Regions from separate parts of the Homo sapiens genome. Here all the other regions are linked to region 3. A link is a loop called in an ENCODE intact Hi-C map of the cell type or tissue named here. Cell type or tissue: OCI-LY7. All regions are shown on one strand.

Region 1 (2,500 bases), 160 kb before region 3:
GCAGAGGGAGGTGGAAAGCCAGGCACCTGCCAGCAACTCCTCTGGCTCTGTCTGTATGGGCTTCTCCCTACCCCTCCCCAAATGCATACCTCAATAGTTTTCTGTTGCAGCTTGTATTACATCATCACAGGCAACAAGGGGGCACAAAAAGAATGTGGAATGTGGAGTGGGACACATCTGAGTCCAAGACTCCCTAAGCTGGGGAAGTTACCTGGCCCCCTGACCTTCTTTGTCTGCCATATGAGGCACAGTCCCACCAATGTGTCTATAGGTGACGTGAGAATGAATGAGAAAATGAATGTGAAGTTCCTGGGCACAGTAAGGGCTTGATCAACACTGACTGACTATTGTGACGATGAGAGAGGGGAGAGACCAGGGTCTTCTGATTTTCAGCAGTTACACATTTTCCCTGGGACAAATCTGGCTCATCTGGTGGCCTTGGAGTGACAGAGCAGAGGTGTGCTATGAGATTCCTGTAGATCAGTTAAATCTCATTATCCTCCCTGCTCCCTCCTTCTCCCAAGCTAAATCAAGCATCCCTACTTCCTTGGAATGGGAATTGTGGAAGAAGCCATAATATTAATGAGATGTCCAGCTTCCACGTGCCAGACATTAATGGTCTCCTTGGTGGAAAGGTGGATATGCTTGAAGTCATTAAGATGCTTATAAAGTGAAGTCTGGTCAACCTGTAGTTGTCTGGGGGCCAGAAGGCAGCCAGCAGAGGCTCCAAGTCTACCGCGTTCACCCCCACGCCTACCTATGGTTCAGCCATCTGCTGCTCACTGCCAGCTTCCACCCAAAGGTTTGAAGACTGAGGAGAGAAGGCAAGCTTCCCATCCTTCCCTTTTTGCTCCTTATGAGGTCTGGTAATGATGAGGGTGGGTCGGGGAACCCAGGTGTAGAGAATGAGGATTGTGTATGAAGCTGTATTTCCCTTGCTGTCCAATCCCATGCCTGCACCTCCCACCCCATCAAATCAGAAACTGCAAATAACTCTCTAACTCTCTGGCTCCACCTTACGGGTGAAAAGAGATGAATAAAATACCTGGAAGGAATGCTGTAGTCGCTACTGTCTTCTTCTAGGTCATCTGAGGATTGAACACTTCCTGGTGCTACAAATAGTGAACTTTCTACGTGGTCCACATGTTTCCTTTTTTCCTTTTTTTTACTACTGATTGATTCTTTCGTTACATTTTCTTCTAGGGGGTTTGCTATGTTTTCCAGGTTTGGGGATTCCTGGGACTGAAAGACAGAACAACCAAATCCAAGTCAGTATGTCACGCTGCAGTGTAAAGTAGGTGACATCACCCAGCAGTGCTCTGCCCAGGCCCAGCCAGGGCGTCCCTTCCAATTCTGCCTGTTCCCTGATCCTCTTCATGAATCCCCTGCAGCACAGCCTGCATGAGAGACAAGTCCACCCCAACTCCGGCCCCTGGTACAGACTTCAAATGCTACAAATTGATGGAGTTAAAACAATATAGGTTCTAGAGTTGGCAAGATCTGATTTCAAATCCTGGCTGAGTCAGCTCTGTGACCTTGAGTGACTGATGTTATCTTTTTGAGCCTCAGTTTATTTGTTGGTGAAATGGGTACAATAATTATTAACCACATCCCACTATTCCACAGGATTTCCTATAAATAATGTCTCTAATTAGCTGTGTGTGGTAGTGCCTGTGGTCCCAACTACTCGGGAGGTGGAGGTGGGAGGATTGCTTGGGCCTGGGAGGCAGAGGTTGCAGTGAGCCAAGATCATGCCACTGCACTCCAACCTGGATGACACAGTGAGACCCTGTGAAGAAGAAGGAAGAAGAAGAAAAGAGGAGGAGGAAGAAGGAGAAGGAGGAGGAAGAAGAAGAAAGAAGAAAGGACAAGAAGAAGAAAGAAGAAAAGTAAAGAAGAAAAAAGAAGGAGAGAAGGAAGGAAGGAAGATAGAGAGAGAAAGAAAAAAGAAAAAAAGAAAGAAAGAAAGAAAGAGGAGGAAGAGAAGGGCTCTTACAGTGAGCAGTGGTTGAATCCTTCACAACCATCATCCAATTAAACAAAAGAATAAATCCTGGAAGCTAGGTGGGCCAAAGGGTGCAAAGGTGGCCTATAGGTTTGGAGAGGCACACGCACAGGCAGGTGTAGAGTTTTCAGGATGCCATCTTCACTGTGCCTTTGGCCAAAGGTGGATGGTAGTGCAACATGTCTAGCATGCATTGGTAATGAAGATTCTTTGACCTCTGTCTGCACCAGGCACTCTGAAACCCGTCAGCAAGGCTCCCGAGTGAAATGCAGGAGCACGGTCATTGTTGGAGCCACGTCTCAAGAATTCTTTTAGGGGCTGGAAGAACCTGTTCAACAGGTGTCAGAATAAGAGCATTAGAGCGGCCAGGCCATTGTGCCCCGGGAGAACAAAGCTCCATGCAGGAATGAAAAGCTGCGCTCAGCAATCTGAAATGATAGTCTCACAGGCTGCCCTCATCAATGGTCAAATGCTACTGTTTTTGAAAGATGAAAC
Region 2 (2,500 bases), 130 kb before region 3:
AATCTTTCACCCGTAGAGTTCAGGATGCTCCTGGGTGAAGTGGTGGCACTGCGTCACATGTTCTACACGTCAGGAGTGGAGGTGTGGGTGGCCGAATGCCTGCTCGGGCAATATCCTAGACCTAAAGATAAACTATGTGAATTAGAATTGAGGTCAAGAGCTCCACTTCCTAAAAGCCACATTTATTTTCTCTGCTTTCTAATCATTTCAGTGATTTCTTCTAAGAACCTTTCTTTTGTGTTAACCATAAAGGCAGTCAATAGTTACTCTTGAACCTTTTGTTTTGTTTTTTGAGACAGGGTCTCGCTCTGCCGCCCAGGCTGGAGTGCAGTGGTGCGATCTCAGCTCACTGCAAACTCCACCTCCTGGGTTCAAGCGATTCTCCAGTCTCAGCCTCCCCAGTAGCTGGGACTACGGGCATGAGCCACCACGCCCAGCTAATTTTTGTATTTTTAGTAGAGACAAGGTTTCACCATGCTGGCCAGGCTGGTCTCAAACTCCTGACCTCAAGTGATCTACCTGCCTCAGCCTCCCAAAGCACTGGGGTTACAGGCATAAGCCACTGTGCCCGGCCTCTCTTGAACCTTTTAAGAGGAGAAGAGAGACGATTACCTACAAACATGAAAGTGGGGTGCTACTAGCTTCAAACAGAATTGAGACTACTTGCTGGATATAGATGGAGAACCAGATAGTGGTGCTTAAGGAGAAAGAGGTGAAGTGAGTAGATAAAAAATCAACTTTCTAAAAAAGAGAAAAATAATCTCTCCTCTCCCAGCCCCAGGCCCACAGTCTTGAGGTCCATCCAACCTCATGCACCAGGAGGGCTGAGATTTCTGCCTGCTCCCATCCCCCTTCTCACCCAGAGCTGTTCATCCCTTCCCATCACTGCCTCTCCTCTGTGGCTCTTCCTTTAGTCTGTTTCAAGTGGGGAGCTGATTCAGCTGCTTTTGTTTTATGGTGTGTGCATGAGATGCTTGCAAACAAAATGCAACTCAAAACAGCCGGGCCAAAGAATGCAAGAAGAGAAAGAAACAGAGGAATAGAAGGGCCACTAAGTTGAATACAGAGGAGAAGCCATGGAAAGTTCAGGAAAGCCACATTATGTCTCCGTGCCTCTGTTTCCTCCTTCTGATAGGAGGGGGGTAATTCAAGTCGTCATGAGGATGACAGGAGACATGGCATGTGTGTGTGGCACTATGCAGGATGCCTGATGCAGAGTGAAGGGGCAGGTAATAATATTATTACTATTATTATTATTAAATAGCAACATTATGTGACTTTAGAAGGAAATCTAGCTTTGCCCAATACCTACAAATGGCTCTTGGCTCTTCACAGATCCCGGGTCTGGCAATCAAGATGCGCACCTGAGTTTCAGGTGTTGGTGTGTTCAATAATGAACGTCTTCCACCATCTGCTCAGATTCCTACTTAAAGACAGACCCTCTCTTTCCTTCCCCTGATAAGAATGATGACCCCAGGAGGGCAGAGCCGTGTCTCAGTCATCTCTTCCCAATCCTGAGCTTGGTAACCGGCAGGGGGAGGCACTTATAAATGTTTAAATGAATGAACAACAGAAAGAGCACAGGTCACCAGCTCCCCCTCCACTCTCTGGAACTGTAAATTCAGTTACAGATGAATCTATCACTTAGCAAACACCCAAGTGCGCCATTACCTTTTCTAGATGTAGATTTATCCATCGTGTAAAGGTCCTCTTCTGCACATTTTCCCTCTCAACTGAAAACAAAGACATACCATCAGCTGGGAGAATAAGAAGTATGTGCAAAATCACACCTTCCCCTTCCCAAGGGGAGATTCTAGGTGGAGGGCAGACAGAACCCCAGGGTGTCCCATGTAAGAACAGAGGCCTTTCTGGAAGGGGTTGGCAACGCCTTACCTGGCACCCACAACCCATGCTCCCCAGCCCAACCCCTGAGCATCTATGTAAACCCACAGATTCAGACACATGGAACAAAATGTTCTCTACAACCCAATTCAAACATTTAGACATCTGACAGTTCAGGCTAAGAAGCACTGGAGACAAAACTACAAATCAACCCCACAAGAGGCTGTAATGGGACTGCATGGTCACCCAGTGGCAGTGATGGGCATGAGGAGATGGGAGAGGGCAGTCAGGGTCGGGGTGGAGTGGAGCCGATAATTAGGAATTGGATAGGGGCTCTGGAATGTGCCACAGTGTGGTGAAAGGGATTGGACAGCCCAAGATCAGACTCTGAGCCCTGTCATCTCCCAGCTTTGTGTGCCCGGGCCAGACCCCCACCCGCATGTCTGATCTGCACATGGAGGATGAGGAGCTCACTCTCCAAGCTGCTCTAAGGATACCCAGGCTCCTGCAGAGCCAACTCCACACAGTCCCTGGCACAGGGGCTGCCAGTGGTTTTTCTTTGTAGCTATTATTTCTAGAGCCAGGGCAGACTTTGCACCCTCCAGGAATAAAGAGTTCTGCAGGCGCTTGCTGCTGAGCCAATGTGAACCGAAGGACA
Region 3 (2,500 bases):
AATGTGGGGTTTTGCCTGGGTTGGGTTGAGAGCAGCAATGGGTGCCTTTATCAGGGGCAGAGGGGCGCCCGGAAGCCTTTCTTTTGAAAGTCCCCGTGACCCCTAGCGCTGAGACAAATGCACCGTGTCGCTGCCCAGCGGCCGGCAATTCCCGCGCGCGCCCCCCAGCCCCCGTCCTCCCAGGCGCGACCTTGATGGAGCGACCCTTGGCCGCGGCGCCGGGACTCAGACAATGCACAATGCGCCGAGCCTGGGCCGCAGCTCCTCAGCGCGGCCACAAGCGCTCTATTGAGCCGGCTGGCGGCGGGCGCTGGAGGCGGCGAGTGGTGCGAGGAGAGGTGCTCTGAGGCCTCTTTGTTCAGGGGCTCACGTGGGGGCAGTTGCTCCGCCGCCCACACAAGTATGCAAAGCCTCCCTGACCCTGGCGGTGGAAAAAGCCTGCCGGCCACCCCCAACCAGAACCAGAATCGGGGTCTTATTCCATACCAGCAGCCCTGCCCGCCCATGCCTTGAAATCTCTATTTTCCGGTGGGGAAATTGAGGCCAGAGAGGCCAATGAGCTTGTGTGGACCTGGCCAACCTGAGAAGGCCTAGAAAGCCCCAAATTCACAAGAATGCATTAATAGGGGATGAAAGCCATAGTGAAAGAGATCATGGAAGAGGCCTCCTGTTGGTTTGGGCAAGCAAGGACGCGGTGTTTTTGATGGGCCCTCTACAGGGGGCGGGCCAGGTAATGGAAAGAATATGGGCCTTGGATCCCGGAAGTCCAGGCTCAAATCCTGGCTCTACTTGCGGTGTCTATGCAATCTTGGGCAGGCGTCTGACCGCTCTGTGCTTTTGTATAAAATATTACCTAGCTCACAAGATAATACACGCCCAGCCCTGGATCCCAGGGGACAGGCAGCCCTCTGGAACCACAGGATCTGACACTGTCGGGGACAGTGGAAGGGGCCCAAACTTCCCACCTGGAAAGACCTGAGACGCTTATGCTTTGATGTTTATGGACTGTGTGGCCTCTGAAGCTGCCTTTCTTATTTGTAAAGTGGGACTAATAATACCCCAGTCAGAGGGCTCCGGTGGAGTTTTAATGAGGTCACACAGTGAAAGCATCTGGCACATAGTAGGTGCTCAGTAAACAGCAGCTGTAGTGATTGCTGTGTCATCCCTGAGGATGCAGGATGTCACCCAGGCTCTGCCAGGTAGGCCAGCCTGGGGTGGCTTGCAGACAGGTAGGATCCTTGAGTCTCTTCAGGGCTGGAGACGGCCTTCCACTCCTGGGGGAGGACCTTGGGGAGGGGCACACCAGGAGCAGAAGGTGTTTGAGGTCGGCCAGTGTGGAGGCAACAGTGCCCCCTACTGGACAGTCTGCAGAGTCCGAGGGTCTCCGGCACCTTGGCCCGGTTGAGCTGCCGGGACCTGGCTGATCCTTCTGGAGGAGGAGCCTCTCAGAAATCTCCGGAGCTGGCCCCTCTCCCAGGTGAATCCTATTGTGTTGGCCGGAGGCACTACCCTCCCCACATCCTGCCAAGGACTGCCTTTCTTAGTTCAGCCGAGTTCATTCTTCTGTTTCTCTAACATCTTTCCATCTCTGGCGTCTTTCCTTTGGGAAACAAAAGTAGAGAGAGCTCCACCCAAATTAGCTGAGTTATTATCTGAAACTTGCCAACGGACTTTCTGACCCCAGGAGAGTAGATGGCGGCTCTGTGTCGCAAACAGAGCCACAGCCTCGACAGTCACCTGCCCTCCTGGAGGCACTGGGGCACTCGGAAGGGGGCGATGCATGTAAAAGTGCTTCTCACCTGAGAAGTCCTTCCGTCTCAGAAACGGGAAGGGTTCGTCTTTCTCCAGATTGCCAGCAACTTTCTTTCGGATTATATTCAATAAGTGTGCCATGGAGCAGATGTGAGCCTGGGTATCCGGCAGGCAGAGAAACCTGGAGAGAGACAAACGCCACACAGATAGAATTTCCATCACAATTGATGAACCTCTCTAGTCCTCTGGCGTTTCTGCAGAAGGCGAGGGCAGTAACGGGGCTGCTCATTGGCTTGCTCTGATCTGGGGATGGCCAGTTGAGACGAGTCTTGAATCTTTCCATGCTGTTTAATGAAACAAGCGAATGTGGCCCTTGCTCTGGGAGCTGGACTTTATCACCCAAGCAGGGTTAAGATTACTTCGATGGGCTTTTCTGACCTGAGGGGTGACCTGTGTGTGATCTCTGGTTTTCCAGGTGCAAGGGGCTGGTCCATGAGACGTCCACTTTTGGCTGCAGTTAGGTAGCAGTTTGCTAAGTTAGAAGGATAGAGAAATAGAAGAAAAGATACAGGGGTCTGAGAAGACCTCATGTCAAGCCTGTAGCATCTCCCACTGGGGCCCCGTTCGTGACAGCTGACTACCTGCCTTGCTAATTGCTCTTAGCACCCTTTGGCCAGCCTATCTGTGCACATATGCAGAGAAGGACTATGTGACTGAGCCGTGGGCAGTGCAGAGGGCTAAGAGACAG

Evidence for each region. Hi-C counts contacts between places; a loop is a spot of excess contacts. Peaks named below come from ENCODE experiments on the same cell type or tissue, not always from the same donor. Only the 100,000 strongest peaks of a DNase experiment are listed, where the experiment ranks them.
Region 1: it touches region 3 in a loop (2.3-fold over the local background); 3 of 110 quality-filtered maps call a loop at or near these places.
Region 2: a loop joins it to region 3, with 9 times the contacts of the local background. A loop is called at or near these places in 2 of 110 quality-filtered maps.

What each region holds. Positions count from the first base shown.
Region 1 is chr14:95,195,453-95,197,952 of GRCh38, forward strand. It overlaps CLMN (calmin), which reads right to left. Exons shown (of 13, transcript NM_024734.4): 10 at 1,046-1,242. Among named protein-coding and RNA genes, the nearest start is that of DICER1-AS1, 39 kb to the left of the region's middle. RefSeq lists a silencer at 864-1,030. In OCI-LY7, CTCF peaks have their summits at 1,035 and 1,234; a DNase peak (open chromatin) is centred at 1,019.
Region 2 is chr14:95,228,401-95,230,900 of GRCh38, forward strand. CLMN (calmin) reads right to left here. Exons shown (of 13, transcript NM_024734.4): 2 at 1,672-1,733. Among named protein-coding and RNA genes, the nearest start is that of DICER1-AS1, 72 kb to the left of the region's middle. In OCI-LY7, CTCF peaks have their summits at 1,535 (motif pointing right) and 1,737; a DNase peak (open chromatin) is centred at 1,541.
Region 3 is chr14:95,360,274-95,362,773 of GRCh38, forward strand. All of the region lies in intron 2 of LOC107984710 (a long non-coding RNA gene), which reads left to right. It overlaps LOC105370638 (a long non-coding RNA gene), which reads right to left and starts at 2,007. Exons shown (of 2, transcript XR_944172.1): 1 at 1,800-2,007; 2 at 1,073-1,600. RefSeq lists enhancers at 1-336, 337-956. In OCI-LY7, CTCF peaks have their summits at 1,347 (motif pointing left) and 1,549; a DNase peak (open chromatin) is centred at 1,348.